Regions from separate parts of the Homo sapiens genome. Here region 1 is linked to region 2. A link is a contact called in ENCODE Hi-C or POLR2A ChIA-PET data. All regions are on one chromosome and are shown on one strand. Each heading gives the region's core, a stretch centred on a gene start or an enhancer-like site at or near the end of the contact. The rest is flanking DNA. Distances are from core to core; before and after follow the strand shown.

Region 1 (2,700 bases), core at 65-2,564, 37 kb after region 2:
AGACCTCATCAACTAAATATTGGAGAGGAGTCTTCTCTAAATCTCTGTCTGGCTGAGACAAGTGCTGAATTTGAGTTTAGCTATTGTTATTAAAGAATTAAAAGCAATAGCACTTTGAGACTAACACTGAGAGCCAACAGAAACCCCATCTCCTTTCTGCTGGCTAGAAGTATGACGTTTTATATGCCATTGCCACTTTGCCCATTTAAACTGTAGAAAGTTTAATTTAGGAATATATCATGTCATCTTAAAAATAAAATGTAAATGATTAGATTATGAGGTCATTGATAAGAGAAGGGCTAGCAACCATCTATTTATATTTCTACAGAAAAGAATAAGTTCTTACAGAGTTTGTATTCCATGACCTGATCAGAACTCCAAATACACGAGAATATACATTCGATTATGTGTCTTGAAAACAAGAATTGAGAGATGATTAATTGCCTATGAATCACCAAATTCCAAAACAGGAAGGGAGTTCGGGGATTCTTTTGGCAAAATCGTTTCTTTTGAGAAAAAAAGGCCTGAAGTTCAAGTTAATAACTTGTCTAAGGTCAAGAAGCTAATGAATGGAAGAAGGAGAATTAGAACCCAGGTTCCTGATTTTCAAGTGTGTTGAACTTCCCTCTGTATATACTATCAAGTTTGATGGGGAAAGTCATCCGCTGGTTGCTGTGAGAGTGACCTTTCTAAGGTGATAGCTTATGAAGCATTTTCTGCAATTTGGTTATTGAAGCGAAGTACACAGGGGTGAAAGAGGCCAATCAGCTTTTCCCTTCTATGTCAACTGGGAATTGAAGCTGATCATCAAATTCCCCGAAGGAATGGGCTCAATTCTCTATGATTCTTCCAGAGACTTGGTGGTCTTGACTTGGCTTATTTGCCAGCCAGCGTACGAATACATGCTGAGGATTTCATCCCTTGGCACCTAGTACAAAATGCCTTGGTTTTGCTTGTCACCAACCCAAATCCCCATGTTTTCTCGCTGTTTTCTTTGTGCCTGCATGGGTCTTCCTCGGGTTCTAGAGCTCCACATCATGCTGGGTGTGGAGTGGTGAATGAGCCCACTGCTCACACAAGCACAGAGGGGTTTTGAAACGCCCCTTTCCATTCCATCTTTTCTCTTGGCCCTACCTTCTCCACCCTCACAACCGGCTCCTTGTACACACACTCAGACATTCTCCTAGGACTCATTGTCTTCTCGGTTTTATTTCTTTCTCTTTCTGCCAGTATCCACCCTGTTTTGGTAACCACGGCAACTGGTGAAATACAATCCCAATATTTGCTAGCTGCCTCTGTCACCCAGCCCAGCACGCGCATTGCTGGGTCTTGTTTTTATGTTTGTTTAATGTTCCTGAGCCTGAATTCAGATGCATCTGGGCAAAAAAAACTGCATATGGTTTGGGTCAGAACACCCCCTCTCAGACAAAGTTTTCAAGAGCCTCTTTCTTGTGTATTTGTGGACGTGTGAGCACGCGTGTGTCCCTGTCTGCTTTGGAACATTGTGCGAATAAGTTCAGCTGTGTCAGAAAAGCCAGGAAAAAAAAAGGAAATTTAACAATCTTGTTACAGGGAAGTTCTGCTTTGCAGAGATATATTTTGGTCATTTTCTTGGAATGTTTGTAGCTTACACTTCCAAGATTTTTGCCAGCACAGCTAATAATGAAAGTTTGCTTTGCACTTTGGGATGATGACTCTGTCTTGCTTTTTTTTTTTTTTTTGTGGGAAGCACAGAAGATCTATCTGGAAATTTGTGCCTTGATAGGGATGGAAGGTGGGGCATTCGGGTAGACAGAGGAGGCAAAGTTTTCCTAAAGGTTTAGGGTTGTTTTTTTTTTTTTCTTAAAACCCAAGAATCCAATCTTGAAATTTAAACTACGAAGAGTATGTTTTCCCTTTTGGTATCCTTTTAAAATTGTCTTTTTATCGCTTGTTTGAGAAGCTGGATTGTACTAAATGATTGTTGTATTGCTGTAGTGTGAATAAGATGAATCATTAGCTTCACAGGATACTTAGGTCCCAGACAATAAAGGCATGCCTCAATTATTTTTATTTCAAAACAGCATACACAGTCCCCAGGACAGAAGTGTTCAAGGAGGATGAGATTTTAATCCAACTGTGGCCTTGTATTCCAGAGATTAAAAAGTGCAACCAGAGAGCCGAGTCAGTAACCTTGATTTCAAAATAGAGCCAGGATCTGAGGTGTAAGGAGCACACTTGGGTAGAATTTCAGAGCTGGTAAAGTGTTTCACATGCACCCTTTTCTGGAACTTCCTTCTCCCTTTTGGCACCTTGCATAGGAACATGTTGCACCCATGTTTCCAAGGTACCTGAGCCTCAGTTTGGTCCAGTGTTCCTACCAGCCCCTTCTCCTCCACTCATCTCTGCACACCATGATCTCGCTCCAGGACCCCCTCTCAGGAGCCCGGCATTTTCCTGAGGGCTTCTTGCTGCCTCTGGCTGCCCCGCCTAGACTTGCATACAATCCCTGTTTGCTGCTGCAAACTCCACTCCTTTTGTCAAGGCTCAGCTCAAATGTACCTTTCCTGTGAAGTCTTCTTGCCTTCCCCAGGTGGGCAGGAGCCATGCCTTCTTCTAGGACAGACTCCACTTGCACTGTTTGTCTCTTCCTCATGGAGCTTTACTGTGTTGTCATTGTCCATGGACCTGCCTCGCCGCCAGCCTGCAAGCTCCATGAGA
Region 2 (2,700 bases), core at 152-2,651:
CTCTCACCAGCATCCACCCTAATATGGATCATGCAGTGGCCTCTCTATAGCCAGATTATTTTTCTGAGTTCAGCTCTTGCCCTAGTTCAGTACATGGCTGCTTTTTGCCATTTCCTTCCTCTGAGGGCAAGCAGGAAGCTCCCTGTGACGTGTACAGGTCACAGGGAACGTCATTTGATTTGAATTTGCTCTCACCATCCAGAACTTCCTTAGTAGTAGAATAATCATCTTATAATTCTTTTTTTAAAATTTTTCTTTAGCGACAGGGTCTCGCTTTGTCACCCAGTGACACAATCACAGCTCACTGCAGCCTCGAACTCTTGGGGTCAAATGGTCTTCCTGCCTCAGCCTCCTGAAGTAGCTGGAGCTACAGGTGCACACCACTACACATTGGCTATGTTTTTAATTTTTTTGTGGAGACTGGGTATCCCTATGTAGCCCAGGCTAGTCTCAGATTCCTGGACTCTAGCAATCCTCCCACCTCAGCCTCCTGAGTAGCCAGGGTTATAGGCGTGAGCTACTTAGCCTGACCCAGTCTTATAATTCTAAATGCACTGATGAAGCCAGAACCTAAAGATTGATGTTTCAACCCAACCCGTTCACCTTACAGATTAAGAAATCAAAGGCCAGGCACAATGGCTAACTCTTGTAATCACAGCATGCAATTCGGGAGGCCAAGATGGGAGAATAGCTTGAGCCCGAGAGTTTGAGGCTAGTCTGAGCAATGTAGGGAGACCCCATCTCTACAAAAAAAATTAAAAAATTAGCCGGGCATGGTATCATGCACCTGTGGTCCCAGCCACTTGGGAGACTGAAGCAGGAGGATCACTTGAGCCCGGTAGTTCCAGGCTGCAGTGAGTCATGATGGCACCATTGCACTACAGCCTGGGCCACAGAGCTAGACAGGAGGGAGGGAGGGAAACTGAAGCCATCCAAAAATGTGAAGAGAGTTATTCTATATCATAAAACCATTGGTGTCAGTGCCCAGACCAAGCTCTAAGGCGGTGAGGAGCACATTTCTGCCCTGCCAGGCCAGTGAGCTTCCTGGTGCCAGGAATTCTGTCATATTGCCCAGGCTAATGCTTTGCAGTCCCTTTTTGAATTCTGACTCCTGGGGATGGTGGGGTGGGAGGGAGCAACCAACAGGCAGGCCCTTGAGACTCTGGAAATCATTCAGGCAGCTGTGCAGAGACTCCTCCCTCTGGTCTGGAGAGAGGGGTGCAGAGGCCACAAGATAGCTTGCTTTTTGCCTCCAGCCATCAGCCCCACTGGGGTCTAGTTAGTGGGCCAGAAGTTGTGGGCCCTAATAGCATTGGGGTAAATGTCCTGGAGTCCAGCTCTTTGCTTCCCACCACTCTCTTCTCTCCTCCCTCTCCATGCCTGAGCCCTGGCTACACTGAGTGCATGTCTGATGAGGACAGAGCTTGGAAGCTGCCCCAGAACCAGCACCCACCCACCTGCAGGATGTGACCTCTGGGCTCTGAACACACTGCTTCCTCCCTCTTCCTCCCCACCTAGGGAACAGTTTTAGACCACAATTCCCAAACAGCCCCACTTTGCACTTTAATCCCAAAGAGACTCCAGCACTTTGTGACCACAGAAAACTTGTCACTTCATTATGATTCTGAAAAAAAAGAGAGCAAAGGGTAATTCATAGTTGTTTTAATGACTTTGCATCCTTTCCCATGGAGGCAGCTTTCAGCTGTTAGGCACAAAGGACGCTGGCCTTCTCTGACATCTGACAGTGCAGTGGAGCAGCATTTTCACAAGATTCTTCACAGCCAGTTAACCCAATTAGTCTTCCCACAGTCATTACCCAGGTGCCGTACCATTCGGCTGCCTGGGAGCCTCCAAAGCTCTGTTGTGTGGAGATGAACTATTGTGCCTCCCGACCTTGAAAGGATGTTTCTAACTAATTAATGATTGTTAAGTGCTTGGAAAATGCACTGTGGAACTATGCTGGGGCTCATATGTCTGCATCTTCAGCTGTGCGGATGCACTGAATGCAAATCAGAAATCCTTCCTGCCATTTGTAAAGCATAGGAAGATGGATATGACCCTTTCTTTTCTCAAAGAGTTATCTGTCCTCCTCCTCCTCTTTTTCTTCATTCGTTTCTTCTGAGCTGTGTATTTAAGCTCCCTTTGAAATGGGCCAGTGTTTTGTACCATTTCTTCTACTGAAGTGAGAAGGATCTTATAGGGTTTTTCCAGCCACGTGATCTTTAATGAGGCAAATTGAAAACCACTATTGGCTGAACCATCCGGGAAGAAAATGTGGTTTTCTGTATAGTAGTTTTTAAATTTTTTTGATATGAGCAATAGTGGGAAATATATTCTGTATCACAGCCCAGTATACTCACACATATGCATATATATGTACACATATATATACACCTACACATATATACATATGTACACATGTATACACATATACACACACTACATACACACATATACATATATATACACATACGTATACGTATACGTATATATACACATACGTATACGTATACATACACATACGTATATATACACATACGTATATGTGTGTATGTAATGTGTAATGTATATACACACATACTCACATTACATACACACATATATGTGTATATATACTTCACATATATGTGTGTATATGTGTTATACACACATATATATATTTGTGTGTATATATACCCATGGAAATATATACATGTGTAT

What was found. Hi-C counts contacts between places; a loop is a spot of excess contacts on that map. ChIA-PET counts read pairs that join two places held with the same protein, here RNA polymerase II (POLR2A). Pooled maps may share reads with other maps.
Region 1: a loop to region 2 is called in a map of cardiac septum, with 2.2 times the contacts of the local background. The contact joins two enhancer-like sites. A Hi-C loop is called at or near these places in 11 of 168 maps with a recorded cell type or tissue (MCF 10A, PC-3, Right ventricle myocardium inferior and 7 more) and 7 of 50 pooled maps. POLR2A ChIA-PET finds 5 or more read pairs at or near these places in 9 of 52 experiments (GM12878, H1, MCF 10A and 6 more).

The regions. Positions count from the first base shown.
Region 1 is chr7:28,731,016-28,733,715 of GRCh38, forward strand. All of the region lies in intron 7 of CREB5 (cAMP responsive element binding protein 5), which reads left to right. Among named protein-coding and RNA genes, the nearest start is that of TRIL, 230 kb to the right of the region's middle. Within about 2 kb of position 1,315, at least 9 of the 41 ENCODE cell types and tissues checked have a DNase peak (open chromatin) inside an H3K27ac peak, as active enhancers do; they include heart right ventricle, where a contact is called at or near this core.
Region 2 is chr7:28,694,315-28,697,014 of GRCh38, forward strand. The region is part of intron 5 of CREB5 (cAMP responsive element binding protein 5); the gene reads left to right. Among named protein-coding and RNA genes, the nearest start is that of TRIL, 260 kb to the right of the region's middle. Within about 2 kb of position 1,402, at least 2 of the 41 ENCODE cell types and tissues checked have a DNase peak (open chromatin) inside an H3K27ac peak, as active enhancers do; they include heart right ventricle, where a contact is called at or near this core.